Linked DNA regions of Homo sapiens: regions 1 and 2 are each linked to region 3. Evidence: chromatin loops called from intact Hi-C (ENCODE). Cell type or tissue: heart left ventricle. All regions are shown on one strand. Each heading gives the region's core, and the rest is flanking DNA. Links, peaks and the distances in the headings are about the cores only. Region 1 overlaps HIVEP3 (HIVEP zinc finger 3). Region 2 overlaps HIVEP3 (HIVEP zinc finger 3). Region 3 overlaps FOXJ3 (forkhead box J3).

The links. A loop is a pair of places that touch in the nucleus more often than their neighbours do. Peaks named below come from ENCODE experiments on the same cell type or tissue, not always from the same donor. Only the 100,000 strongest peaks of a DNase experiment are listed, where the experiment ranks them.
Region 1: a loop joins it to region 3, with 14 times the contacts of the local background. A loop is called at or near these places in 25 of 110 quality-filtered maps.
Region 2: it touches region 3 in a loop (5-fold over the local background); 64 of 110 quality-filtered maps call a loop at or near these places.

The regions. Positions count from the first base shown.
Region 1 is chr1:41,807,683-41,817,613 of GRCh38, reverse strand. The region is part of intron 1 of HIVEP3 (HIVEP zinc finger 3); the gene reads left to right. Among named protein-coding and RNA genes, the nearest start is that of HIVEP3, 110 kb to the left of the region's middle. In heart left ventricle, for the core only: a CTCF peak has its summit at 5,451 (motif pointing left); DNase peaks (open chromatin) are centred at 3,343, 4,883, 5,386, 5,987 and 2 weaker places; H3K27ac peaks cover 2,017 bases.
Region 2 is chr1:41,569,324-41,579,254 of GRCh38, reverse strand. HIVEP3 (HIVEP zinc finger 3) reads left to right here. Exons shown (of 9, transcript NM_024503.5): 5 at 3,566-3,711. Among named protein-coding and RNA genes, the nearest start is that of EDN2, 90 kb to the right of the region's middle. In heart left ventricle, for the core only: a CTCF peak has its summit at 4,981; DNase peaks (open chromatin) are centred at 4,651 and 4,964.
Region 3 is chr1:42,168,884-42,178,814 of GRCh38, reverse strand. FOXJ3 (forkhead box J3) reads left to right here. Exons shown (of 13, transcript NM_014947.5): 13 at 1-2,267. Among named protein-coding and RNA genes, the nearest start is that of GUCA2A, 9.1 kb to the right of the region's middle. RefSeq lists enhancers at 5,081-5,708, 6,103-6,397 and a silencer at 5,535-5,752. In heart left ventricle, for the core only: CTCF peaks have their summits at 1,707 and 5,295 (motif pointing right); DNase peaks (open chromatin) are centred at 5,304, 5,814 and 6,084; H3K27ac peaks cover 2,206 bases.

The DNA.
Region 1 (9,931 bases), core at 1,064-9,063, 360 kb after region 3:
AGCATTGAACCACAGGTCCTCCTGGTGACCTGGGATCCCACTGACAACCCAAGATGAATATGTGAAGAAAACTTCCTCAGTGTGCCCACATCCCCTGCTCAGCCTAGCCATGCAGCAGGCAGTGTCCTCATTTCTCCAGCATCCCACGTAAGGAACCTCAGGTAATTCACCTCTGGCTCACTTCCACCCCGTTTTCTGCCATGTCCTGCCCCATCCGGCCCCATCCTTTTTTCCCTGCTGTGTCAGGTTTCATTGCAACTCCTTTGATCCATCCTCCTCTCTGCATCACTTCCCTCCACCCCAAATTATTGTCTGTCTGATGTCTCCATCACCTTTGTCCTGACCTAGCTACTTTTATATAGCCATTTCTCATGGCCGAAAAATGTGGTCTAAGGCTTGGATGTGGGTCTCAGCTTTGCCATTTATCAGCAGTAGCAAGAAAACCTTACTCAGCCAGCAGCGGGCTCCTCAATAAGCATTCAGTAAATGCCTACTATGTGTTAAGTGCTATGATGGGCACCAGCAATTCCTCAGTGAGTGATGTAATCCCTGCTCTTCATTTGCTCACTTTAGGAAGGGGCAGACATTTAAGCCACCAGATGCATCCAGTGTGATGAGTTGATCAAAAAGATGTGCTTAGAAGTGATTGATTTGGCCTAAAAGTGGGTAGAGATGGTCAGGAAGACATCTTATGGGAGCTGACACTTGAGCTGAATCTGGAAGGGTGGGGACGAGTTTTCCAGGTGGACAGTGCTAGCAGAGGGCAAGAGCATGGCAAGATGAAGCAAGTGGTGTGTTAGGAATGCAAGTTTGTAGCCCTTCTTTCTCATGGGGCTTGCAGGAGAACCACACATAAAAACACATATCGTGAATCACCAACAAATGCTGTAAGAATAGATGCTATGTTTTTGTTTTGTTTTGTTTTGTTTTGTTTGAGGCTGAAGTCTCCTTCTGTTGCCCAGGCTGGAGTGCAGTGGTGGGATCTCAGCCCACTGCAACTCCTGCCTCCTGGGTTCAAGCAATCCTCATGTCTCAGCCTCCTGAGTAGCTGGGATTACGCCACCATGCCTGGCTAATTTTTGTATTTTTGGTAGAGATGGGGTTTCACCATGTTGGCCAGGCTGGTCTCAAACTCCTGACCTCAAGTAATCTACCCACCTCGACCTCCCAAAGTGCTGGGATTACAGGAGTGTGCCACTGCACCCAGCCGTAACAGATGCCTTTAGTTGTTAGTTAATGAAAATTTGCCTTCTGGGTTTGATCTGAAATAAGAGAAACACTTAAACTTCTTGTTTCACCAGGTTTGAATGGCCTACTCCATGGCTGCCTTCCATGTACCCACCCCGATTGTGCCATAAGCAAAATGCCACACAAGAATGTGCTTTCTGTTCAATGCTGGCAACAGTTCTCCATGTTATCTTTATGTGTGCTATGTGTCTAAGCTTTATGGAAGCTACTGAGAGGCTGGAGTGGACAAGACTTGGGATTGTGGAGTCAGGCTGAACTGGGTTCAAATGCTGGTACTGCCACTTTCTACATACTAATACTGGCCCTGCTTCCAAGGCCACCTTGATTAGTTTAGGATGCTCCACAGCTCTTTGGGGACTTACTCCAGAACCAACAGGTGACTAATTGCATCAACGGCACGTGGGCTTCAGTGGTTTAATTCTGAAGGCAATCTGATTTCTAAGTTTTGGGGATGTGGTTCTCCAGCTACTCAGGAGGCTGAGACAGGAGGATTGCTTGAACCCAGGAGGCAGGGGTTGCAGTGGGCCGAGATCCCACCACTGCACTCCGGCTTGGGCAACAGAGAGAGACTTCTGTCTCAAAAAACAACAACAACAATAAAAAAAAAAAAAACAATAAAAAAGCATCGATTCCTACGGCACTTGTTGGCGATTCATGATATGTGTTTTCATGCCTGGTTCTCCACATGCCACTAGGATAAAAGCTAAGCCTCCTCCATGGGCCTCTGAGGCCTGTTATGGGTCAGCCTCCCTATCTTCCCCTGCTTCCCTTTGAACTGTCTAGGTCCCATTAACACTGGCTGTGACCATTCCCATTCCTACCTCAGGGGCTTTGTACTTGTTGTTCCTTCTGTCTAGAACTTTCTTTTCTTTTCTCTTTTTTTCTTTCTTTTTTTGAGACAGGGTCTCACTCTATCACCCAGGCTGGAGTGCGGTGGTGTGATCATAGCTCACTGCAGCCTCAAACTCCTGGCTCAAGCCATCCTCTTGTTTCAGCCTCCTGAATAGCTGGGGCTGCAGGCATGCACCACCATGCCCAGCTAATTTTTATTTTTTGTAGAGAAAGGGTCCCACTATGTTGCCCAGGCAGGTCTTGAACTCCTGGCTTCAAGTAACCTCCCACCTCAGCTTCCCAAAATGCTGGAATTACAGACATGAGCCACTGCACCTGACCCCCTTCTGCCTAGAACTTTCTTTCACCTAATCTTTATATGGCTGACTTCTTTTCAGTCAGCAGGTAACAGGTATCAGTTCAGATGTTACCTCTTATTACATCCCCAGGCCATCCTGTTTTACTTTCTTCATAGCACCTCTTACCTGAACCATCTTATTTATTTATTTACTTATTTACTGTCTGTCTCCTCTGCTAGAACCTAAGTTTGATTTTAGCAGGAACCTTATCTGTCCTGATTACTGCTGTATCTCCAAAACCCAGAGCAGTGCTGATTTTGCATATCATGCATATAACGTGTATGCCTTTTACACTCAGTAAATGCTTTTGAATCAATGGGCAGTTGAATAAATGGATTCACTGAAAGGAATGCTTTCATAAAGGAGCAACTCTCCATTTTAAAATGGGGAAAAGAATTTCTTGGGTACCTATTCTTACCTGTGGAATGGAAACATAAATATTTGTGGAACCGAAACACACTAATGCATAATAAAGCTTTCAGTTGCAAATGCAATGGAGAGTGGTCATAAATGAATAGTAATTACAAGATTAGCATGCTGTGGGAGTCATATTTTAGGCCAACTCATAATTTTGAAATAGAGTTTGGAAAAGCGTTTCACCCAGGTTATGCAAGATTCATGGCTATAATCTGGTGGCAGGCACTAGCCTTAGGGAAGCCGGGCCTGCATTCAAGTTCTGGTTCTGCATCTTAGCCATGTGACTTTGGGCCATTCCCTTAACCCTCATGGGTCTACATTTACTCATATGTGGAATGGGAACATACCAACCACCATGGTGGCATGAGAGCTAAAAGAGGTGATGGATATAGTTCATACAGCACAGGGTAGGGAGAGGGGAAGAACTGTCCCCACGTGACCCCACTCTCCTGTGGCTCTGCACTCCAGCCCTGGCAGTGTGAGCGCAGAGGTCATGCCAGATAAATGTCTGCTGAGTGCTGGCTGAGGGACACTCACTCAGAAGCCAGCTTTCCACAAGCCTCACAGACATGACGTACTGGGGCTTGAATTTCACCCATGGCCTAAAAGCAAGGTCCCATTCTCTCAGCTCTCATTACTCAGTGTCTTCTGGGGATTTCCCTTGGACAGCAAGATAAGAGTGCCCAAGGTCAAGACCATCAGGAGATGAAGCCCCCACCACTGGAGGATGGACCGTGTAGGGGTGGGGAGGAGGCTGAGATTGAGAAAGGGCAGTGCTGTGGGCTGCTGTGGGTAACTACAGGAAGGCATCAGAGCCCTAGACATCTGTAGGTGAGGAAGCCCAGGCCGCAGTGCTGAATGGTTGGGGAAGAAGCTACTGTCTCCACCACAACAGGCTGTGCTGGTCTGGTCTGTGGAATGGCTAGTCATGGTTCCCTTCTACATGTGTCTCTTGTCGAGGCTGGCTGTGAAGACCCTGTGTTTAGGAAGAGTTGTATGGCATGGGGCAGGGGTGGGGTTCCCCAGCTCTTCTCCTTTAATGGTCTCTCATGTATTATGGTTACATATTGGGCATCAGAGAGCACTGCATGGTCCCTCCTACTTGATGGCTTTATGGTTCTCAGCCTTCTCCCTTTGGCGTAGAAGATCTGTCCTCTATGGCTAGCAGCCAAGAGGAGATTTCCACAGAGATTTCTATCCACTGTGGTCCTGCGGAGAGAAGTCGCACCTGTTAATGGCTGGGGATGGACAATTGCAAGGCGGTATGTGGGTGCACAGTCTCTCAGGCACCCTGTGTGTCACTAGGTCTTGCCAGTGTGTTTGGGAGGAGGACCAGCTGGTGAACATTGCCTGGCAGCAGTGTGAGCCACTGTTTTCCAGCTGCCATGATAGGACTGTTTCCAGATCACCAGAAAGACAGGGCAAGATTGGCGCCTAGTGTTGCTCCTGCTGGTGGAGGCTGTGGGCCAAATGGCAAGAGGACTAGATAGGGTGATGGGGGGCTGCATGACTGGACTCCAGTCCCACTTCTGCTTCTTACTGGCCATGGAACCCAGAGCCTCAGAGCCCTCATCTCGAAAATGAAGGGGTTGTTTGGGAGGCTGAGGCAGAAGAATCGCTTGAACTTGGGAGGCAGAGGTTGCAGTGAGCCAAGATCGCACCACTGCACTCCAGCCTAGGCTTCAGAGCAAGACTCCATCTCAAAAATAAAATAAAATAAAATAGATAAAATGAAATGAAGTGGTTGGATCAGGGCCTGGAGACAGCTAAGGTCCTTCTTGCTGTAGGAGTCTCAGAGGCCCCAGAGTGCATAGGCACTTTACCAGGTCCAGAAAGCGCTTGGCTCTGAGTGCTGCAAGGACCGCCCCCCACCCCCTCCACCCATCCTGCTAGGCTGCATTTAAGGAGCAGAGAACCTTGGCAGTTCTAACTTATCTGTCCCCCCACCCCCAAGGAGGAGTGCACCCTCAGGGAAGGGGACACTCTGTTTTTCACAGACAGGGAACTGTTGGAGTGGTGGCTTCGCAGCCCAGCTGGCCAGTCTTCTCTGGGGTGAGCAGCCCAGGTCCCCCCCCACCCCCTACCAGCCTTGGTATTTGCTAATTTCCCTTCCCAGGATAAATGCGTCACTATCACTCTTAAAATGAAGTGTCCAGATGGGAACACAATACAGATGTGGCCCAGTCATTCCAGAGGAATGCAAGAAAGCTGCTGAGATTGTCTAGAATTCAGGCATTTCCTCAGTGGGCTTTATCCTCTATTTATTCCATATCCATGACATCTTATTTATTTTTTTGTTTTTGTTGTTGTTTTGTTTTGTTTTTAAGACAGTCTTGCTCTGTTCTCCAGGCTGGAGTGCAGCGACATGGTCATAGCTCACTGCAGCCTTGAACTCCTGGCCCTAAGCGATCCTCCCTCCTCAGCCTCCCCAAATGCTGGAATTACAGGCATGAGCCACTGCACCCGGCCCATGGCATCTTATTAAACATCTGTCCGTTGCAAGCTGAGAAAGAGGTTTCTGTTTGTGCTCCTCGTGTTTGTTAAGTTTGCTTAATGAAGGCCCTGTTTAAAGGGAAGGACTGCCTCTAGCTCCCCCTAGAGGATAGCTGGCTGGGATTCCACAGCCTCAGCCCTGGGAGCACCTGTGTATGTCTCAAAGCAGCAGAGAGATTAATGACCTGGGTCATTTTGTTTATTAAAATATCACCTTGGGGGTTCTTTATACCATTGTAAAAATGGTTCAACTGAGTGCCTTCTGTCTTCTTAAGCCAGTGCCTCTGGACACTCTTCTTTGTAACTTGGGCACTCGGGGGCTTCTCTGGGCCTCTGCTTGCTCATCTTTAGAATAAAGTATTTTTTTTTCCAGTTGTAAATTAATTATATGGTTCTTTATATTAATTGTATGGAGTTAGATAAGGACTCATCTGTACAACTACAGCAACTGCGATTTTCGTATTCCCTCTTTTAGGAATTTATTATAAAAAGGACTCAACCTTTTCCTGACTTTATGCCTCCAAATTCCCATTTCTCACCCTCTCCTGACGTTTCGCCTTTCCCCACCCCCTCCCCGTGGTGCTCCAAGCTCAGTGGGTGGCAGCACAGCACGATGGTTCAGGACAGTGTCTCTGGAGGGTGCTCTGGGCCCGTCACTAACCAGCTGGGCGGCCCCAAGTGAGTCACATAACCTCTCTGTCTGCCTCATTATCTGTAAAAAGAGGATGTGGTAGCATTTGCCTAACAGCAAATGTAACTGATAATTAATGCATATAAAATGCTTAGAATAGTGAAAAATGGTGTTCAAAGAAGCATTCGTTGTTATTGTTGTGTTTCTATGGGGTGAGGTAGCCAGTAAAACCCAAGGTTAACACCAGACTGTTTTCCTCTAGGAAATACAACAAACAAGCAAGCAGAAGACATGGATCCTGAAGTTTCTTATGAGCAGGAGACTAGCACAGACCACTGTTCCTACCATTGGGAGGACAGCACACCTGGCTGGCTGCCAGAGTGGGCCTTGGGGAGTAGGAAAAGCCAAGGGCTTAAGAGATGGAAGATCTCCTGGGTCACACCCAGGAGACTATTCACTAGCTGCCCACTGGGCAATAAACACCAACTGAGGACCCAGGTGACACAAACCCTGCATTAGGTACAAAAAAAAAAAAAATCTGGTCATTGGAGGACTCAGGCCAATGGGGGAAATAAACTGGTCAATAAACAATCATAGTGCCCTGTAAGGGCTGGAAAAGGGCATCCTAGGAGTCTGCAGTTGATAGGAAGGGATTGGGAAGGGCACAAGGCCAAGAAATAGGACAGGCAAGATCCAAAGGAGTGAGGACTTGGTGATGTCAAAGGCTTCAGGGCCATTACAGGCAAATCCATAAGCCACATGCCACATAGGCCACCTGGCTTCTTAAAGAGATCCACACTATAAATTGGAGGTGAAAAGTTAGAAAACTACTTCTTAAAATGAGGTACAACAGTGAAGCCAAATTTATTTTGAATTGATTCTTTTTAAAAGACTGTAACCATATATAAACTCAAAATAACCACATTTCACCATGACACTGTTTTTAGGGGCCCAGCCAGGAATGAGGGTCAGTACCTTGGAGAGCTCCAAGGGGTTCCAAAGGGCTGAGGCATGCACTAGTTCAGCATGAGGCAGAAGCATAAGCATGAACCTACCAGGATCAGTGTGGGGCCAGCCCCTACTGGTGTGGGCTTCCATTGCCAAGGCTGGTGCTTCTCCTCTTAGATGGAGGTCCCAGGGACTAGGAGATGGTGGATGGGGGGCAAGGGACCTAAGATGGACATTTGTTATCTGCCCTCTCTCTGGATGGAGTCTTCTTGGTACCCAGGAGAGATCATTGCACTCATCCTGGAGTCAACTAGTGGGCCCTGATGCTAGGATGCTTGTGGAGTTTTGCTTTCTTACAAGTGGTTGATCGCACTTCTTCAGTGGAGGTGACTTAGTTATTTGAGATAAGCAACTGAAAGGATTGTTGCTGCCTGAAGGCAGAATCGAAAAACTGGGACAAGCTTCATAGCAGTTCTGCCATTTCAACCTCTTGGATGTGGATTTCTACAATTACCCAATCAGTCCAGGTCTTGTGGGCAGCTGGGGGACTATCTGTGAGATGGAGGGTGAGGCCTGACTTTGAAATGTTTGTTGTGGCTTTTGGCCCTGAACACTGGAGCCTGATTAAGTTTTATGCCAGTCAGGTATAAAACTTGACTGGCTGCAATTTGGGCAGCTGCACCCACATGCATCTGGTGTGTGCATGTACACTGTTCTCTTCATCAGATGGACATGTCGTTTGGATATTTCTCTCCTGGAATGAGACATTGAAAAGTAATTTATAGCTTCAGGAAAGTCCCCAGTCAAGCATGGACTCGGCGAGATGGTGATGTCAGCAGATTTATTCTCAGGGACCTTCCCCTTTTTCTTTCATCTGAACCCTCCTCCCATTCACTTGTTCCCCATGTGTTTACTGAGTGTCTTTTTGTGCACAGGCCCAGGATCTGCACCCACAGTCAACTGTAACAACCATATGGCCTAGATCATCTGGGACAATTCTGATTAAGGGGCATTTATTCTTTTCATTAAAAGTGATTTGTTAAATATATGGGGGAATGTGATTTGACTTTAGCTTTTGTAAAGCATAAATAAATTCATAAATCAGGGAAATAATCTTCAGTTGAATTACATGTCAGAATTTTGCATGCAGAAAATATGGTCACCATATATCTAAGACAGAGAGAGAAAACAATTTGCATCTCCTGGGCCAGTTCAATGCATTGGAAGAATCACCTGTATTGAGAAGGAGCCTGGGGTCACTGTTGATTAGTGGCACCTGCCATGGGCATCACGTGGCAAGTGATGGCATGAAGACCGTGTCTTTGGTACCACCTGTTTCTGTTCTGAAGGCCTACTGTCCTCACACTGTTCCAAGTCTCTCTTATCAATATAAAAAGCTGTCTGAGCCGTCAACAATGAAGGGTTATTAACCCTAACATGGTAACCATCCCAGAGGCTGGAAGAGACCTGTGCCTCAACTGTGCCTTCATGGATAGGCCAGGAGAAGGGAATATTTTAGGTCTCAGCACTCCTTGCACAACACATAGGAGCTGTGCTCTGAACCCCAAATTGTGTTACTTAGCTTGAGACCACCTAGTAATGGGAAGAGCCTGGTGTCCAGAGGCAGACAGACCTGGCTGTAAATCCTGAATTCTGAAGCATCAGCTGTATGACCCTGGGAAGGTTACTTAACTTTTCTGATCTTCAGTTTACTCCTTTTCAAAATGGAAATAGTAATTCCTACCTCTTAAGTTTATTATAAGAATTAAATCATAGAACACATTTAAAGCCACTGTGGTTTTGCCTGCCACATAGCAGGTGCTCCATAAATGAGATCCCTTATAACAACTTGTAAGAACTGCAGGCTCCATCCCTTGCTCCATATGGGCCGTTTGAATAAACCTATTTTAAGTAATGGATGTCACACATAATTTGGGCAATAATTCCATTTCACTTCTACCCCCAAATCTGAAAAATAAATAAAGGAAGTTGACCTTTACTAAGTGATTTGGAATTTCACTGGAAGGTTCTATAATTGCTAGTTAACAGGCCTGGGAAACCAGCTCTTGTGCTGTAATTGGAGGTGTGCAGGTCAGGACATTTAATTATGGCCTGGCCGCCTGGAATAGAAAGCTTGCCACCATGACAACACCTTTTTGCATCTGCCTGATTAAGTCAACAAATTGTTGGTTCCCAGCCCAAACTGGACTGTGACAAGTGCTTTCTTCCCCTGGATTCTGCCTGTCATGATGTGCCTGTCAAATTTCTTTACAAAGGCCAGGCTCAGGTAGGGGAACTCAATAGAAGGAGGAGAGGACACAGCCCTGCTCTGGAGATGCCTGCAGCCTAGTGGAGAGGATGAACTGGACCTTCTGGGGAGCAGGAAAGGCATTTTGTGGTCTTTGGGGCAACCCAGCTGAGTGGTCAGGAGAGCATGCCCTCTGGAGCCTCAGGTTCAAGTCCAGCCCCACCCCTTGTAGAGGTGTGTGCCTTGGGCAAGTGAGTCAACCTCTTTGGGCCTAGTTCTTGATCTCTACCAAATGGGGGTAGTAATCTTACTTTATAGGGTTGTTGTGAAGATTAAATGGGGGTAGTGTTTATGAAGTGCTTAGGACAATGTCTAGCCCATAGTGGATGCCCTGTTAGTGGTTGATAATATTATCAGATTTGTGACTCTAATTTTCTGGAAATAGCAGTGACTTCTGGGGTCCAAGTTATAAGGAAAGTCAGCATGGGCTGCTGAGTGCCTCCTTCACAGCCTCCTCCTTGGCTGGAGCCTCCTGATGCCTTCCCCCTGCCCCCCATCATGACTACACACCTTGGTGCCTTTGCCCTGATCTTTGTCCCCTTGACTTCCTGACCTATTCCCATGCATGTGCTGTTCAGATCCAGGGCAAGCATCACAACCGTCATGAAATGCTTCCCCAGATGGGGTTAATTGGCCCTTCTCTTGACCTCCCAGAGCATCTTTCACCCAACAGCATTGGCCCTTTCCACGCTGTGC
Region 2 (9,931 bases), core at 1,283-9,282, 600 kb after region 3:
CAAGATTCTAGAATTTGGCACAAACAACTCCTGAAATATTCCTTCTTCCTTTTCTGGGAGTAAGACAGCAAATGGAGCTGAGCTGCAGTATCCCTCCTTACCAGTGGATGGCAATGCCACTCACAGTTTGACCTATTTGTGCTACGTGGTCAAGAAACGCTAATGTTTACGCTTTCATTGCCTTTGATCTGAGGCTACATCAGGAGCTATAAAATGAACTCGTCCCCTGAAAGCTCAGCAAGTTTGAAATTCAATAATTTCAAATGTCAGACAAAAGCCACCACCATACCCTGACAAGGCCAGCCTAGGGATTTGGATTGTGCTGACTTGGCATTTGTGGAATAACAGCTGGTCTTGTTTACTGAGCAGCCTCATGGTGCCAGACACTGTGCTGGGCCCTTGAATCTGGTCACTGCTCACCTCCACCTCTGAAGTAACATAACCATCTCCCTTCTATAGCTTAGGGAACTGAGGGTCAGAGTCTGAGAAAGGTCAAGATAATCTGGCAAATGTTGAACAAACCCAGAATTTGAACCCAGACCTATCTGACTCCAAAGAGTCTATTTTTCTTCTTTTAATTATTTGAGGAGAGAAAATCTTAAAAGTTGACTGCAAATTAAAAAATGTTTATTAGTGTGTCTTCAGACCAGAAGCTCTGACCAAATTAGGTCTAAATTCCCTAAACCAAATTCATATTGTAGATAAGTGAGCACAACTGTGTTCTATAATTTCCTGTGCTCTCATATCTTCCCCTTTTGTCATTCAGTGAACTTTGTGCATTGAATTTGTCCTTAGCTTGACTGGATGTTCTTCACAGAACTGTTTTCCAAATTTATTCCCTAGATGTCTTTGTCAGTCTACAGACATCCCTGACCAAGATTTCCACTTTTGTGTTAATGTCCTGCTAATTTCCTCTTCAGCGTCTCTTACTAGCTGTGGCCACTCCCAAGATGCTGTTATAATTATTCATACTGCTAACTTTTTGGATACCTATTATGTACCAAGTACTATGCTAAATGTTACTTTTCTCCTCACAACCAACTTGAAAGTTAGGGTGCAATATCACCATTTCATAGATGAGGAGACCAAAACACAAGAGAGGTTAAGTAACTTTCACAAGGCCACACAGTAAATGGCAGAGCCTAGATCAAAACTAGATTTTACTCCAATGCCCTTTTGAATTATCTAAGCTGCCTCTAGTTTCTAATGACTGAAAATGTTACAGGCCATTTAAGAGAAAGGAAGTGTTAATTTGGATTCGGCAATTATTTATTTATAGTGCTCCTAAAACCTGCGAACTTTTTCTTGGAATATTCTGTTTGGTTCACTGGCATGTTTCCTTCCAGAATTGCACCAATCTGGTACATTAGTATAACCACATGGTCTATGGCTTAAGGCCTTTTATACAACTACACCTCTCTCTGGTCTCTGCTTGCATACTTCCAGCAAGAGGAACTCACCATCTCATGATGCAGTCCAATTCATCTTTGGACAGTGCTCTAAGAAGGTTCTTTACTGTACTGAGCTGACATTTGTCAGCTTGCGGCTTCCATTCTCTGTTAGTAGTTCTGAAAAAGTCCTTAGGTCTATCTTAGCATTTTGAAGCTCTTCCAAACCATCTTCATGCAGGTCTAGGACACCCCATGATGTTTTTGTTTGGTCATAGATCTTTTCTTCCACGTATAAACCCTGGAGAAACCCCAGCTTGTTCAGAGTCCACTTTGTAGCCACATTCTTTCCTTTTTCCTCCTTGGGAATCATTTTGACAACAACACAGCACTGTCACAAAGTGATTAAGAACAAGGACTCAGGTACCAAGTTGCCCAGGTTTGAATCCCACTACCTTACCTACTGGCTATGTGACCTTGGGCCAATAACTTCACCTCTCTGAGCCTTAGTTTCATCCTCTGTAAAATAGGGATAATAATAACACTTAGCGCATAGGACTGTGGAGATAATTAAATGAGTTAAGACATGCGGAGTGTGCTTAGAACAGTGTATGCCACACTGGCACTCAGTAAGTATTTTTAACTATACTTATTCATATTGTTGTCATCAAAAGCTAAAATGGATCCCTGGTCCCTGCTCAGTTCCAACACTGTGTTTCCTGGGAAAGTGGTACACTGCCACCCAAACCAGCCTCCTCCAGTGTGGCCCAGATATCACGGCAGGCTGTGAGGGAGAAGTAGTCTGTTTGCCTGTGGGAGGCACCTTGGTCATTACATGGACAGTCTAGATCTCAGGCCGGGGTGCAGTGGAAATGGTAGGCTCTGGAAACCCAAGGGTATTGCAGAAAACTAGCTGCCTTCTGCCAAAGCAGCAGTCCAGATTCTTGCTCGGTTTCCACTCCCCTCCTCCAAATCTGAAGAGATTATTTGGTGGTCACTGAGTCACAGAAGTTGCCCTGGAATTGATCTTCAAGATGGTCTAAATCCCCTCAGACTCTGAGGCCCAGAGAGGTGAAGTCATCCACCAAACGGCAGCCCAGTGTGCCATGGCCTATCTGGTGCTGGAACTCAGACTCCCTGATTCCCAGCCAGTCACCTTTCTACCTAGCCCCATGCTGTCCTTGTGGGGGCAGGTGTGGTGGCTGGCAAAGGGGACTGCCGTTCTTAGATTGCCCCAGCATCAGGAAATGTGGTTGCTTCATTCACTGGATGGAAACAGCATGGTTTTTCATGACCTTAATGACAGTGGCATGAAGTAGGAGGAAATTCTCACTCCCAGCCCCTAAGCACAGCATTTCTGCTCCCTAGGCAAAAGTGCACCCACCCCTGACAACACTGCAGTGTTTACAGGACGTGTTCTTGGGATAGTGGAAGATGTCCAGGAAGCACAAAGCCAATGCCAGCTCTCCCCTTAAGCTAGCTCTCATCACTGAGGTGTGGCTCTGTAAAGAGCGTGGGTCCTGCAGGACTAACAGCCCAGAGCCTGCACAGCCTCTCTGTGCCTGTCTCTATGGTGGAATTGGGGACGTCCTGCTGGTCAGGGTCCTCAGCCCAGCTCCTGGCCTTTGGTACTAGCTCAGGAGGGCCAAGATCCTGGAAGCAAGAGACCTGTGCTCTGCTCCCAGCTCTGCCCTTAACTCGCTGGGTGACCTTAGCTTTCTGATCTATAAACAAGAACTGGACCAGTTCATCTCCAAAGGCAGAGTGGAGCCTTGTTCATGTGTTCAACATTATTTAAGCCTCTTCTCTGAGACAGGCCCTGTATGGGGTTCTGGGGTGCCCAAGGAGACCAAGATGAGGACCTGTCCCCAGGAGTTCCCAGACTAGTGTAAAAGACAGAGAACAAACACAGGTCTTATGGGAGGTTAACATGAAAGAGACAGGGTTCCAGCTGTAACACCAACTAATGGCATGGCCTTGGATAAGGGAATTCTCTCTGGGGATCAGTTTCCTTAATTCTGTAAAGTGGAGCTAATAGCACCTCTTCATGGGGGAGTGTGAAGATTGCATATGTGTACTTGTGCAGTACTGTGTAAGGCATGATTATTAGCATTGCATTCGTGACTGAGGATGCACTTTTAACCAGCAATGATTTTGTCATTCCTGCGGTGGGCCAGGTTCACCTCCCTTCACTGGTTTCCCCGGAAGGCCAGAAAGATCTAGCTAGAGTGGAGAAGGAAGAAGAGAGGAGAGGGGAGCCGGAGGAGGATGCTCCTGCCTCCCAGAGAGGGGAGCCGGCGAGGATCAAAATCTTCGAAGGAGGGTAAGACTCATGTTTGGTTTCCATCGTCTGCTTCCGTGGAATAAGAGCTGGTGCCCATTGGTGTTCACGGGCAGCAGTGGCTCAGTTGGCAAGGGCTCTGCCCACAGGTGCCCTGTGGTCCCAGCGATGCCTTTCAGCAGACATCACCTTCCTGGGACTCTCAGGCCCCTCTGTTTAAGAATGCCGTGGGGCTTCTTGGTGGGGATGGGTGATGCTGGGTATTTGTTGAGGATCTGGAGAGGTCTGGGTCTTTCTCCAGCCCCTCATTTTCTCAGATCCTGGCCAGGTTTCTAGTTCCTGCATTGGAGTTGCCATCCCAGTATCCCAGCAAATGTCCAGACTTCTGTCTCTCTTGACATGTATTCTCCAAAAGTCATCTCTGTACTGCCCAATGGCCATCTTGGCATGTCTGGTTTCCCATGGGGCACTTGGGCTCAGCCGACTAGGCTGTTTGCAGGGCTGACTGCACACTGTATGCACCAGGTGTTTCCACTGGTCCCTATCCTGACTGGCTGGGGCCCAGGGCTCAATGGTTGGTGAATATTTTGAATCTCATTCATAGTTATTCACCTTTGATGCTTGACTTTGGGAAACGAATGGTCTAAACGTTTCAGAGCTCACAGCTTCAGGGACTGTCTGGGCTCTGGAAGGGTGCCGTGTTTCAGACGTGCTTTGTGGAAGTTTTGTGCCAGCTGTGTTTTGTGTGGCCACATGTTTGCTTCCTGGGATTTGGGTGTCTGTGAGCAGGTCCCATGGCGTTCTGTCTCAGGGTCCTGTGTCTGTGTCCCTGGTGTGATCAGGGTGGCCTGGTCCTGCACAGCCCTGAAGGACAACAACGTAGAGGAAAATGCGCTTCCTGTGCAGGACAGTCCCCATGAGCTGGGGCCAACATGGCTGTCACTGGGGGCCTCTGATCCTCTAGCACCTGCAAGCGCCTAACTCACAGGGTCAGCGTGGGAGGCACGGGAGTCCTCCATAAGGTTGGGGGACAACAGAGACTGCCACCCTCCCCAGGGCCACCAGTTGGCATCTTCTGGTGGCACTGACCAGCAGGGGCTCTCAGGAGAGAGGGTGCTTGGAAATGTGGGCAGCAGGGTAGTCAATGATGGGAAGGGGGCCAGGGGTAGCAAATGCCCCTGAAACCTACTGCCTAAAATACCAATAGCAGCTGCGTTGAAAAAACACTGAACCAAAGGTCTTTGAAAATGCCAACCCTCTTTCCGTGTGGGGAGGGACGCGGGTCCTCCTGCTGTTTGGTTAGAGCGCCCTCGTGTGTCTCTGTGTTCTCATGCCACTGGATCCCTTAGAGGCCACACAGAGGCAGGATTGATGAAGCGCCTGCTCACAGCGACTGGCCCTCTTCCTTCTTGCTTCAGAGGTTCTCTGTGGTCTCTGAGGGCTGCTGAGTGTTTCCTGGTGTCCCAGGAGCTTGCCCCAGCAGCAGTCTGTGTGTGCCCGGGGAGGTTCGCATCTTCCCTGAGAGGCAGGTGCTCTGAGACCTCAGGAAGCCTGAGCCTCCAGAAAGGCAGCTGGCAGGAGCCACTCCGTGCCCAGCTCCCTGCTGGATGTCTCTACCTACACGGTCTGCAATGGCTGAAGGAGGGGGAACATCACCCACAAGTCCTCTTCTCTTCCTCCAGCTGGTATGGGTCCTACTCCCTCTCCACCTCCTTCCAGGTCTTCACTTAGTCCCACCTGCTCTGCTTCAGAATCCTCTCGGTTGAGTTCTGTCATCTCTGCCCCACTTACCTCTGTTCTGCCTGAGACTAGCCCCCCAGCTCTCCCGCCCTCAGTTTCTTTATCTGTAAAAGGGGGAGAATAACATTTGTAAAAGGGGGAAAATAACATGTGGGATTTTCAGAGGACCTTGTGAGACCCCATATGAAGGCTATAATTCATAGCTGCTCAAAAAATGGACATTGGTGCATTTTACTACTAGTATATCCATTTTGTCAATCTCTGTCTGGGACAGTCCCATCTGTTCTGTCAGATATGGAAGGTATCCTCTCCCTTTCAACTTGTCACATGCAATTTGAGCACGTATGGAACTGATTATAGTGTCAGATCCTTTCCTCCCCCAGCCTGGCTATCTCAAGCTGGGACCATGCCTCCCACTCTCACTTCTGGTGATTCTTCTACATTCATGGTTCTCTTGGGGCTGGCATCACCCCGCAGAGTGTTTGGAAATGGTGAAGGAGGGGGAGGGCATTTTGGTTGCCACATAACTGGCATTTCAGGGACGAGGCCAGAGATGCTGACCTTCCATTCCACCAGCCTTACAACCTCTTGTTCCCCCAAATTGCCAAGAGTGCCCACACCCAGAATCACTGGGCACACTCCTCTGCAATCCCACAGTTTTGCCTTAGACTCAGTTCTTCCTTTTTTTTCTTTCTTTTTTAATACAACAAACATATGTATTTCACTCCTGTACACATTTGAGAAGGATCTGCTATGGAGCTCTGTTCCTTAGATCCAGGCCAGTAGAGGCTGAGAGAGGAAGAAGAAAACAATGGTTCCACCCAGAAGCTTCTGCTCACATTTAAATGGCCAAAGCAAGTCACATGGCCTCACCTAGCTCCATGGGAGTAGAGAAGTGCATTCCTACCGTGTGCTTGGGAGAACCTGAAATATTTGGTAGATATAGTGCTCATGACTATTCAAATTGGTTTAACATACATCTGTAACTTGTTATGTTTACTCAACAGTGTTTTTGACGTGCATCCATGTTGATACATGTAGACCTAGTTCATCATGAATCAGTAAGCCAGACACAAAAGAGTAGATGCTATATGAGTCTTTTAATCTCTAATTAAACTTGCCTTAATTTCTTTCTTGACCTCCATTTCAGTGACTGATCAATTTATTAATTCATCAGGGAGGAGGATCTACTTAATCAGTGCCTTTTGGGTGCTCTGTGTCAGAAAATGCAGTGTCCCATGGGGGTTAACTGTCATCCTGCCCTCAAGGTGCTTGGGGACTACACCAAGGTGGCAACACAAGACCCACTGCTAAGGTGGGGATGGCCAGAGCTGAGAAGCTCACAGCAAAGGAAGGATGCCTGGGGGATGGAATAGCTAGAGAGGGCTTCCCGGAGTGGGTGGGGCCGGGCCCAGAGGGTGGGCGAGACCCAGACAAGTGGAGAGGAAGGGTACGCTGCCCAGCAGTCTACCTGCTACAGGTGTGATGGCAGCTCCCATACCTGATCAGTGAGACTCACTTCCTCTTGCCTTGAGCATTCTCCCTTGGTAGTGTCACCCATCTCCTTAGCCCCAGGCCTCATCTCTGTGCCGACATTGCTACATCTGGGTCTCCAGCCAGGACCTCACCCCTGAACTGCAGACACTGGTTTTGATGCCTCCTGAGCATTTTTGCCTGGGAAATTCACACCTCACACTTAGCATGTGCAAACCAAGCCTTCCACTTCCCACCAACAGCATCTCCTTCCACATCCAGATCTCAGATGACACACCCAGCCCTTCACACTCAGAACCTTAACATTGTCTTGGACGCCTTCTCCCCCTTTCCAGTTAGACCCCAATCCTGGTGTCTGCATGAAGTAGTCAGTGACTCAGTGTGGTCTCTTTACTCCCTCTGCCACTGCTCTGGCCACCCTATCTCTAGAACTCCAAAGTTGGTGCCACTGAGCATCACTAAACATGATTCTGCCTGTGTCATGCTTTTCTCCAGAGCCGTCTGTGGCTGCCTCACCTACAGGATCCAGTTTAAACTCAGCCTGTGAGTGCTGGCCTCAGAATCTGACCTGTTCCTGTCGCCCTTCACCTTTTGCTGCCTGCTGGGCCCTGCCATTGCCAAATCCTACCCAGCCTTCAAAAGCCAATACTCAGCCCTGCTCCTCTAACGAGCCTCCCAAATCCCTCCACACTCTGTAGTTCTTTGTGTTACTTCTGTCATAACACTGGTGCTAAGATCCATTTCTGTCTCCTCCCAAGTCCCTTCTTGACTTGGGTCCTGGGGTAATGCTTTGCACACACAATGCATCAGTCTCTGTTTATTGCACTAGTTTCCTGGCACATGGCCCCCTCTGCATTCCCCATCACTTCCACACCTGAACAAAGCCCGCATTTTCCAGGCAGCCCCTGGGAGTGCCCATCAGGGATGTGATGGCTCTCTCACCCAGCACCTGTGCATTTGCCTTGGTTGTTTAGAATGGCTTTTTGTTAAGCAGTGTTGTTTTCACACACACAAAGTTATGTTGTTCCTTGAGAGTAATGACTATATTGTCTTAACTCAAGTTCACTTATTGCAAGGAAAGCTGGGAATTCAGCCCAGTGGGCTTACACGGAAGAGGAAGAGACTGGAATTGATAGGAACCACCTGGCTGACCAAGCCCAGTTGGGTGGTGTGTTATTGGGGCTTATGTCCGAAGGGAATGATAAGTTCAGATGGTGAGATCCCAGGAGTCCATGCCAGACCCTGCGTGCTGCAGGACTCAGCTGCTGCACCTCCTATGGGAGGGCATTGGCTCCCATCCCACCTCACCTACCCCAGTACCTCACTCCAGCCATTGCCACTCTCCTGGGCCAGGAGAGTGCTCCTTAAGCATACCCAGACTTAAGGTTTCCACCTTAAAAATACTTTGGCTGAAGGGCCATATTGCCAGATTTCTCTGTTTCCTTTAAAGAAAAACTCCAGAAGAAGGTGACTGTGTTGCTCACCTCCGTATCTTTCCTCCTGGCTTCTCTCAGACCTATTCAAGGTGGGCCTTTGGGCTCCTCACACCTCAGAAGCTGCTCTTATCCAAGTCAATGATGACCCTCACCTTGCAGAAGTCAGTAGTCAGTTCTCACTTCTATTCTTTCCTGAGCCATCGGCAGCATTTGACACAGTCAATCCTTCGCTCGTCCATGCAGGACTTTGTCCTCTTGGTTTCCTGGACACTGCCTGTATTAGTCTGTTTTCACACTGCTATAAAGAACTGCCCAAGACTGGGTAATTTATAAAGAAAAGAGGTTTAATTGACTCATTCACATGGCTGGGGAGACCTCAGGAAACTTACAATCATGGTGGAAGGTGAAGGGGAAGCAAGGCACCTTCTTCGCAAGGTGGCAGGAAGGAAAAATGCATGCAGGAGGAACTACCAAACGCTTATGAAACCATCAGGTTTCATGAGAACTCATGCACTGTCACCAGAATGGTATAGGGGAAACTGCCCCCATGATTCAATTCCTCCACCTGGTCTCTCCCTTGACACATGGGGATTATAGGGATTACAATTCAAATGAGATTTTGGGTGGGGACACAGACAAACCCTATCACCTTCTTTCTTGATCCTCCTCTTCCTTGACTGGTTACACTTTCTCACCATCTTCAGTGAGTCCCATCATCGCCTGATCTCTGAACATTAGGGCTCCACATGGCCCAGCCCCAGGCTCCGTGCTCTTCCTCTAAACTCAGTCCCAACGTGATCTATACACCATCTACAGGTTGATGACACTCAGATCCCTATCTCCAAGGACTTCTCCTCTGAACTCCGGGTCATGCATCCAACTTCGTATCTGGGAGGCGGTCCACCTGCACATCAGTGAACCCACCCTTTGTCCACAGCACAGCGCATACTGCAGAACTGTGTCTCAGGCCTCTTTGACATTCCTTAAAGAAATTATTTTAAAAGTTTATTTAATTCATTACTGTTCCAGTTGAAGGGGTTACATTTTTAACGAGTGTACTTTTCTATCTCATCTATTTCTATAGCTGAATTAATTTTTATCCAAGTCTTAAGAGTTCATGCAGTGTACGCAGCACGTTTTTGTGACAGTGCATTTGTACATTTTGAAGTGTGTGTGTGTGTGCCTGTGTATGTGCACACATACCTGTGTGTTTCATGAAATAGTAGCTTGGAGAGAATAGTGTTAGTTTTAAAAAATCTAAAGATTATTTTCTTTTCTAATAGTTTTTTTACAAATCCATTTCTTCTTGGACTTTGAAACCCAGAAGTGTAGCATGATTTTCAGCCTAATCATCTGCTGTGCCTAGTCCCATTTTGCTGTGAACTCCAGATTTAGAATTATGTCTTTGGGAATATGTGTTACCTCTGTGTATTTATTGGGGAACAAATTGATTAAACTATGAATTAAATAAGTGGTAATAAGTTGGAGCCTTTTGGATAGGTGTGTAAAAAATAAAGTCAGTAAGCCACTCTAAGAACCTAAACAGTAGCAAAACCACATACCACAGGAGGGTTGGTGGCGTGGAGGTTGGG
Region 3 (9,931 bases), core at 640-8,639:
ACAGAACTATTATTATTTTTTTCTTTTTTTGAGATGGAGTCTTGCCCTGTTGCCCAGGCTGGAGTGCAGTGGCACGATCTCGGCTCACTGCAACCTCCGCCTCCCGGGTTCAAGCAATTCTCCTGCCTCAGCCTCCCGAGTAGCTGGGAGTGCAGGTGCACACCGCCATGCCTGGCTGATTTTTTGTATTTTAGTAGAGATGGGGTTTCACCATGTTGCCTGGGCTGGTTGCAAACTCTTGAGCTCAGGCAGTCTGCCTGCCTCAGCCTCCTAGAGTGCTGGGATTACAGACATGAGCCACTGCGCCTGGCCCAGCGTTACTTTTCTTGATAAGAATTTACAGATAAGACACTCAGAGAGACATTGTGTCATTCTCTATCATCACTCCTTTTACCATGTGAATAGATTTCTCTGTCTTGGCATTCTTGCTGATTCAGACTTATTAGTTAAATCGGATTTTTCTGGAATTTGAATCAGATTTCATTTGGGCAACAACAGCAGGGCAGGGTTTCTAAAGCAGGTTTCCCCACTCATCTAGGTTGTCTTGAAAGGAGGATAGAGCCACTTACAGTTTTATTTGCTTCAGTGTTTAATGTAGATATTATGTGGCCTGCTGTTTCTGTTGTCTTGTATGTCTGTGTATGCATGACATTTGGTCCCTTTCTTTGAAATGCAGCCCCTCTTACGGGTTTTTTAGTGGTGGTGGTTTGTTTTGTTTCATATCATATCACAGTTTGCATGGACTGATTATCTTAGTTTTATGATAAAACTAGAAGAAATGAGGGTTTTTTTTTAATGAATAGATTTTGAATTGATTCTTTAGACCCCCCAAAAAGTGTCAGTTCTAATGGGGAAATATATTCCATCAAGTCAAAGAGTAATAACTGCTCACTAGTTGCTTTTTAGCATCTCTGGTCTTATCAGCCATGCTAAATCACTTTAATTAGCCTTAGTGATTCTATGGTTGAGTAATCTCTACTTGAACTAAACAAACATCTTTTGTTTCTGTGTGTGTGTGCTGTGTGTGAGAGTGTGCGCGCGCGTGTGTGTGTGTGTGTTTTAATGGAGTGTTGCCTTGAATGAATCACTGGGAAGCCAGCCATGGTAAGGGCTGGTGAGGTTGGGGAGAAAGGAAGAGCTTTATGTTTCTCTGTTGTTTGGACCCTACTTGGCATGAAAAAGGAAGCTCAGTTCCAGCCCCTTGGATCAACGAAAATCAGAGGATTCTGGAAAGGCAGCCAACTTGCGCCTCTTAGAAGGATCAGAGGCAAGATGAGATGGCAGCCTGCAGAGTAAATGCTTGAAAAAAGAGGGGTGATTTTCAATGGTTTGCTTAAGTCACTGTTTTCTAGACACCAAAATAGCTGTTTTGAAACTGTTTTAATTGCTTGGGTAGCAATGTGCACTTTAAACAATTTGGATATTGGAATGCAGTCTCATACTGAGTGATTTGAGTAGAACCACTGATGATGATTTTATAAATTGTGTGAAGCGAATTTCCCATTTGGCAATCATTTACTGATTTGCAGTGATGAATATTTTTATGAGAATTTAAACTTAGCAAGAATGGCCATGGAGGCAAAGCCTTCACCCAGACCCATCCCACTCTCCTGTGATCCAGGTGGTCCAGGAGCCCAGGACAGGCCTTTTCTGTGGGCCCTGGCCAGACAGGGTTACCTGGTGAGGTGCAGAGAGTCCCTCTAGTGGCCATTTTGTATGGTAGTTGCTAATGCAGAACAAGTTCTGTCTTGGGCTTAAATTGACTGAAGACTTTAGGGGGAAAGAATAGTAAATGCATGTAAACAAATGGGGACACTCTGTTCAGGAGAATAATCCGACTGGCATTTGTGGCAGTTTTTGAAATGTAAATGTATTCATGTGTGTTCTTGTAAATACGTGTCGCTCAGATGTCCTTTGAAGTGGGAGGGAATCAATCCGGGGATAATTTCAAATGGAATAGAGTATTTTGATATTGTTCATTCAGAGGGTGATGTGTACATATCTATATTGTATATATGTGATGAAAATGCATTGGCTTTTTGTGCAGATACAACCTGCTCTCTGTACTGCTGTTGGACAGTCAGTGTTTTAATGTTTCTACAGTTTTGCTATTGCACGATTTCATATTTTGCCTCTATGATGAACGGCAACCATTATTTGTAACTGTTTAGTGCTGTAAAGAAATATTCCAAGTGTCATTAGGATTGTTGCTGCCAGAACTGATATGCATGAATGGCACTTAAAATAAATATATTATGTTAACTCTATTTACAACACTGATTGGTCTCCGTTGTTTGCTGTAATTGAAGAAGTGAGAATGGAGCTAGTCCAGGTGCAGAAACCCCACAGCCAGGACCCCAGAGTCCTTGGGGTCACTGAGATTGTGTCCTTTGCATTACTACCTGAGGACAGTAATTGCTGCCATTTAGTGAGCATCTTATTAGCTCCATGAACTTGGGGAAGTCACTGGATTTCCCTGGGCCTCATTTTCCTTATTTGCAGCGCCAGTACAATGAGGATAGTATCTGCCTCCTAGAGTTGTAGTGGGATTTACATAAATCAGTACATTTAAACATTTAGGACAGCACATGGGACATAAAGCATACTGGTACTCAGTATGTGCCAGGTGCTGTGCTAAGTAGATATTGTGGTCCTCCTTTTACCGACATGGGAACAGCTCAGATAGAGGTATAGAAACTTGTCTAGATTCTTCAGTTGGCAGGTGATAGAGCAGAGGTTTGAATCCAGGTCATTTGATTCCAGGCATCATGTTTTTTGCACAATCCTCTCATACTTACTGAGGGAATTCCCCTCTCCCTACCCCCTGCCCTTGCCCCATCTTGTCCCCAGCACTGCCTTCCCAGAGCTATTTCCAAAAGGTGAAAGTGGGGCTTTACATTTGCTGAGCACATATTCTGTGTTAAGCCCTCTCATGAGAAATCCAGAGATGAGGAAGCCGCAGTTCCTGCCTTTAGAGGGTGCAGACTTGCCCAGGACAGGTAGCAAATGCCAGCCCAGGGAGGCTATTCTGAAGGTATGCTCTGGTAAGGCAAGATTCTGGTGATGCGGAGTTAGGTCATACTGAGGATTGGGGCCGTGGTTTAGGAGAGGCTCCAGGTATGGGCTACCAAGTTGAGTCTTCAAAGGGTCCCAGACAGATGGGAGGAGGTATTGCCATTTATACCATTACCTTGGGCAAGGCATGGGAGCTACCTTAGCATGGGGGTTGTGGGTTGAGGCAAGAGAAGTGCAGGGCTGCTGGTCAAGAGCTGAGCGTAGCAATTCTGTGAGAAATGCTGTCCCCACTTCACTGATGTGGAAACAGGCCCGGAGAGGCTAAGCAACGGGCAGACCAGCCATGTGGCTGGAAGTGAGATTAACCTGGAGTCCCTCCCACTCTAGAAGGGGGACCTTTTCATCAATCCCATGATCTACCCAAAGCCTCAGGCTGCTGCTAACGTAACCCACACAATGCCACCAGAAACATCTTTGGCAGTTTTACAGATAGGGAAACAAGGCCCAGAAAAGTTAACCTGCCCAAATTCTCACAGCTAATAGAGGAGCTGGAATAATTCAGTCCAGACCTAACTCCAGAGTTCATTTCCTTTTACCTCACTGCTATCTAAAAAGAGGAATTTTCCCAAAGCCAAGGATAGTGACTATCCTCCGTGTGTGTGTCCATGTGTCCGTGTGTGTTCCTTGGAGGGAAAGCTGTGCTTCACTCCCATCACAGGTAAGCATTTGTCATTCGCGGTGCCTCTGAAGGACTGTAGTAAGGGCACCACTAAATGTAGTCACCTTGTGCTGATTCAGATGCAGCTGAAGTATACTTCTGCTGATCAAATGAAAAGGCGATTAAGATGCATGTGTAATTCTCAAGGTTTTAAGATACTACAGTGTGCAAAGGGCTGCTGTTTATAGATGTGACCCTTATCAGTTGGGTAAAGGAGTCCTGGAAAAACCATGTAAGCATCAGTTAACATTCACTGAAGGCTTGATAGCTTCTTGGCCTTTTGGCTAAGATCAAATGCATTGAAGGTTTGACTGCATTAAATGCCCTAGAATTACAGCACTATCCTAAAAGCTTCAAGCTGGAAGGGGCCTTAGAAATCAACTAACACAACCCCCACATTTTGTTGTTGGAGAACATTGAGACCCAGAGAGGGAAGGGTCTGCTCACGTTTCACACAGTTAGTTAGGGAAAATTTGGGGGAAGGGAATGAAAGTCATTTGTCTGGCAGCGATTTAAAATTCCTACACATACTGTCTTATTTGATTGCACAATAGTCTGATGATGTAGTACTGTTACTGCCCTCATTTTACAGAAGAAGAAACAGCTTTGGAGAGGTGAGACACAATGGAGTTGTATCATGAATGCGTTCAATCAAAGCATGTAAATTCAGTTGTATATACTTGGCCAAAGAGAGAAGGAATGGAAATTTTAAATAATGTAATGGTGGAGTATCCACCTGTGATGGACATGTGCCCCTGAGTGTGAGATGGAAGATTCAAATCTGAGTCTATAACTGGTATTTGCTTCCATGTACCTTCTGCGTGAGCATCTCATTACTGAGTCAATTCCGGTGGATAAAGAGACATGTGTTTCGTGCAGCATTGTCTTGGGTTCAAGCCAGCAGCTTCCTCCAATGCTCAAAGACAGACTTCAACCAAGAACTAGAAAAACTGGCCGGGTTGGGCTTATTGAGACATGTTTATCCACAAAAGTGCTGCCTTCCCAAAGGATTTTCAAGAGTGATTTTTGAGCTTACCTCCTTGGACTCTTCCCTTAATATATGTGACTAGTCAACATGTACAGAGCAGAGACTTGGTAGCTGACTGCGTCAGAACCAGAATTCAACCCTAGGTCAGGGCTTCAACCCCCAGCTCTCCTGCAGTACCCCTAAGCGATGCTGACCTCAGAAGTACAGAATTGGACAGCTACTCTTTATTAAAAGTTCCTGTTACTTAATATTACTTATCCTAAGCACCTGATGTGGATTATCATACTTACTCTTTGAAGTAACTGTGTGTAGTAGATACTCTTATTATCAACTTCATCTTGCAGAGCCACAGAAATGAAGTCCCTTGCCCAAGGTCATCCAGCTTGTAAGTGGCACAGGTAATAATAGCAACAGTAAAGCTGGGGTTTTGAACCTAGGCCATTCAGCTCCAATGTCTGCGCCATTCACCACCACATTGTGCTGTTTCAGGCCCTGTTCCCGGAGCGACCAGGCGGAGAATGAGGGCCTTAGAACAAAGCCAAAGCTACTTTGCAATTAGGCTGTAGTGAGTGCCTGTGGCCACTAGGGGGCGGGGCTGCCGGCTGTGCACCTTTCCTCTTTTGGAGGGTTTCCTTTACCCTTACTTAGGGCTGTGCTCCCTTTCTCTGCAGCCCCCAGATTTTGGTGCTCCTAAAGAAAGGTAGGGATTCCACTAGCCAGCCTTTAGAATCTGTGCTCCTCCTCTCCTGTGTCAGAGCTTGCTGGAGGAAGCCAAGGAGCCTGTCTAGTTCTCGGCCACATACTGCTGGGGCCCACTCTAGAGCTGCCTCTGAAGTCTGCTGCCCCGTCCCAGCCTCCTGGTGCCTATGGCTCCCCTGCTCCAGGACTCAGGTGGGAGAAGGTGCCCAGTGTCAGCCCCACACTCTGAGGCTCCTCAGGCTCTGCTCCTTCCTCTTCTGGGGCCAGCTAATGCTGGGGGCTGGCATGGTTTCTGCAAGCATACAGAGGGCTGTGGTCCAGCCAGCCATGCGCCTTGCCCACTGGGCAGCTACCCTTGCCACCCCCACCAGCCCTGCCTCTGAGCCGGAGCAGGCCTTGTCTCCACTTGTACACCAACTCCTGCGGCTGTCACAAACAACGATGGTTATTGCCACATTTGCCAGGTCCCTGCCTGGCACTGGACAGCGATTATCTGAGTGAGCATGCCCAGATGCCTTGTGAGGTTGGTGTCATTATCTTTTATGGCTGGACATTGCCAACTCAGAGAGGTGAAGTGATTTGCCCAAGGTCAAAGCCAGCGAGCGAGGCTGGCAAGAGGACAGGAACCCACATCTGCCCCAGGCGTGCCTGCTCTTCTGGAGGGCGTGCTGTCTCTTCCATAGCACTTCCCAGCTGCCCTGACCACCCTCTGGTCACCCTACCCCAGAGGCAGGCCTGAGCTGGCCTCATGGTAGACGGATGGCACCACTCTCACCCCGCATCCCCCAAAGGTCAGAGAGGCAACTTCCTGTCCCAGACAATGGCAATAAATATGTCCAAGGACACTTCCCAACCTTCCCATGCCTGAGTGACAGGCCTTCCTGGAACAGCCCTCTGTTTCCGTGTGACTGTGTGTGTGTGTGTGTGTGTGTGTGTGACCATATGTGAGCAAGGCCTTGTGTGCGTGTGCTCGTGTGCTTGTGTGAGCGTGTGAGTCTGTGGCTGAGCATGTGATACGTTGTAGCCTGTGTGATAGTGACTGGGACTTTGTGTATCTGTGTGTGCCCATAAAGGAGACAGGAGACAGGAAGATTGCTCCTCAAATTTGATGACTTGATAGCCACTCCCTCCTCCCACTAGGATAGGGGAATTTGCAGGAGGAGGGAGACGCTTGCCTGGATTGTAGCTGGGTTCACAGGCACTGTCAGGGTTAGACCTGTGGGTCTGATACACATTTTCTTATCACATCCCTGGCTTGTCCTTGTGGCTTTGAGGACTCCTCCCTCCGTTATCCCTTTGAGCTAGATCCCTGATCTATACCGGCTCCTGCCCCCAGGCATCCCCCCGCCTGCTGCCCTAAAGCTTTTACACCAGAAGTTGCTCCAAGAACAGCAGCTTAGCCTGCATGTTCCCTGCAGGTCCCATAGGCTAGCAAAATACTTGAGGCAATGGGAAGAATTCAGAGTTTGGAGTCAGAAGAAGCTAGAATTCTGTTTGGGTAAGACATTGCCCTCTCTGAGCCTCAGTTTGCTCATCTGTAAAATGGGGATGCAATACTTCACCTCAACGTGTTATTGAGACCATCAGTGAGGAGTCAGATGGCAAAAGCTGCCCTGGCACATATTAGGTTCCCAGGGGCGGTCTTCCCTTCTCTGTCTCCCTCCCTCTCCTCTCCATCTGTTGCCAAGTTGCCAAGACCAGTTGCTTTTCCTGCCATTCTATGCTTCCAATCCACCCCCTGCCCTTCTGGGGCACTGCCAGGGGTGGAACACAGACCTCTCCTGGACCCATGCAGCAGCCATCGCTAGACAGTCCACTTTTAACGCCAAGTGCCAGGGCACTCCTTCTGAATCATGACTCTTACCAAGGCCTCCCCTACTCTGAAAACTCTTGTAGCTCCCTGCTGTCACCAGGTGAAGGGCAAAACTCCTCAGCCCAGTGTGTGAAGCCGCCTTCTCTGGGCTGCTGGCCCATGAGTCCTTGAGACACCCTCTGCTTTCACCTCAGCCGCCCCCGCTTTGCCATTTATGCTTCCTGCTGCCAGGCCTTTGCCTCGCGGCTCTCCCCTCGATGGGTCCAAATCTTCCCATTGATCAAGACCTGTTGCAAATGCCACCTTGTCAGGTAAAGCATTCTCTGATCTGGTGCCAGGAGGACTGGTAGCCTCGGCTTGTTCCTCCCTCATCCCAGGGAGTCTGTACCCATGCCCTACCCTCCCTGTAGCCTGTGGGCTCTGCGAGCGTCTTCTATGGGGGCAGGTGGAGGGAGCTCCAGCTGTGCTCTCCTTCCCTGTCAGCCTTTGGGTGTGGGAGGTTGTCTTGGTGGCCAATGCCCAAAGCAGGCTGGGGGATGCGGGAGAAGGCTGCAGCTGCTGTCCCACTGAGGGGGAGCAGATGGTGAACGGAGTTTCTTCACCGCCTCTTCCTGGTGAGGCCACAGGGCCCTGAGATGACATCGCTGAGCAAACAGCCAGGCACGCCCCCTGCCCACTCCCCAGCTGCCCCCTGGAGCATCAAGGGAAAGAGCCGGGCCACCCAGGGCCTGGGGGTGGGGGAGAGATCCCTCCACCCTAGCCTGGACTTGGGCTTCAGCCAAAAGGCTTCCAATTCCAACTCAGCCATCCACTTTCTGTGTGACATTGAGCACTCTTTCTGAGAGCCTCAGTTTCATCCTCTAAGATGGACATCATTGACCTACCTCACAGGGTCTGACTCAGTGGCGACTCCTTTCTTTTTCCTTTTCCCTAGAAGGGGGCAAAAATGGGTGTTTGGGACCAGGAAGACAGTGCAGAGGAATGGGATGGACTCAATAGAACTTTAGGCTTTTCTTTGGCAGTTGAAAGAAATGGATTCTGTTCTGGGATTTCTAGCTACGTGACCACAGTTGCCACCCAGTCCACCTGGCAATGAGTCTGAAGTATTGTGCTTTCCTCTAGGCTGAGGTAGTCGCATGCTTGTGTCCACACTTATGCTCTCTGTTGGTCGGGTACCCTTGTGCAGTGCACAACCAATACAACTGTACACAGCATCCCTGTATGCACCTTTGGGAAAATTATACTTTCTTAACCTCTCTGAGCTTCAGTTTACCCATGTATAAAATAGGGTTATGTAGTTATTTCTTAGGTGTTTCCAGTGCTGTCAGGAGGTTCACATATATTGTAATGTCTGCCTCAGGCAGTTCTGGATTCTTATAGGAACCAGAGATTGTTACACCCTCCAAGACACATTTACAAGCAGGTTGGAGAGGCTGTGTATTGTGGACCACACCCCTTTCAAGGTTACACAGATCTGTATTGGAGTCTTCAGGTTCCCACCTGGGCTCTGTTCCAGGCCTTCCTGCTGAGGTCCGATTAGGCCTCTGGGCCTGTGGGAATGGGGGGACTGAGGCTTAATGGTCCCAATTTTAATGTGCACACAGGAGCCATGATAAGATCACCTAGACACAAGAATCAAACATCAGCATCTTCACAGAGACTGGAGGGCTGCCCCAACAGCAGGGCAGAACCTCTGCAGCTTCTGGAAGTGGGTGAGGGGTGGCGGGGCTTTAGGGAGCAAGACTGGCTTCCACACTTGTAAAGCACTTGGCCAGAGCCTGGCACAGGGTGAGTCTTGACAAATATTAGCTGCTGTCATTAATGTGATGATCATTGCAAACATTACAACCTGCCTCATTCTTTAAAGACTCAGTGGTACCTACTAAGTGCCAGGCCTTGTATGAGTACAGGGCCTCAGTTGAGTAGGACACAGTCTCTGCTTTCAAGCAGCTCCCAGGGCAGTAGGCTAGACAGACAATTTGCTAAGTTTTGTGATGGCAAAGGTGTAGGAGGCTGGTGGAGCTCAGAGGAGTAGAAATGGTCTTAACTCGGGCTTGCCAGGGCTGGGGTCAGTTAGGAGAGTCTTCCAGAAAAACTGAAATTTGCAATCTAGCTGTTATTGTCTCCATTTTTTAAAGCAGAAACTGAGGCTCAGAAAGGTCATGGAGCATTTTTCCTCGCTCTGTCGCCCAGGCTGGAGTGTGGTGGTGCGATCTCGGCTCACTGCAACCTCTGCCTCATGGGTTCAAACAATTCTCCTGCCTCAGCCTCCCGAGTAGCTGGAACTACATGCATGTATCACCATACCCAGCTAATTTTTGTATTTTTAGTAGAGACGGGGTTTCACTATGTTGGCCAGGCTGGTCTTGAACTCCTGACCTCGTGATCCACCCGCCTCTGCCTCCCAAAGTGCTGGGATTACAGGCATGAGCCATCGCAAGCCTGGCCGGTGACACTGGATTCTAATACAGGGTTGCCTGGCTCCGAAGCCTGAGCCCTTGAAGCCACAGCACCCCAGGTTTAAGTCCCTCCTTCTGGGTCCACTCCAGGGAGTCCTTTGGGATCCTGGTTGAATGGAGAGCTCAGCAGGGGCCTGATCACAAAAACCCTGAATGCCAGGCAAGGGAGGCTGGCTTTCTTCCAAAGGGTTTGGGCAGCCACTGATGGGTTTTCAGAGGGGGAGGCAGGCAGGACAGGT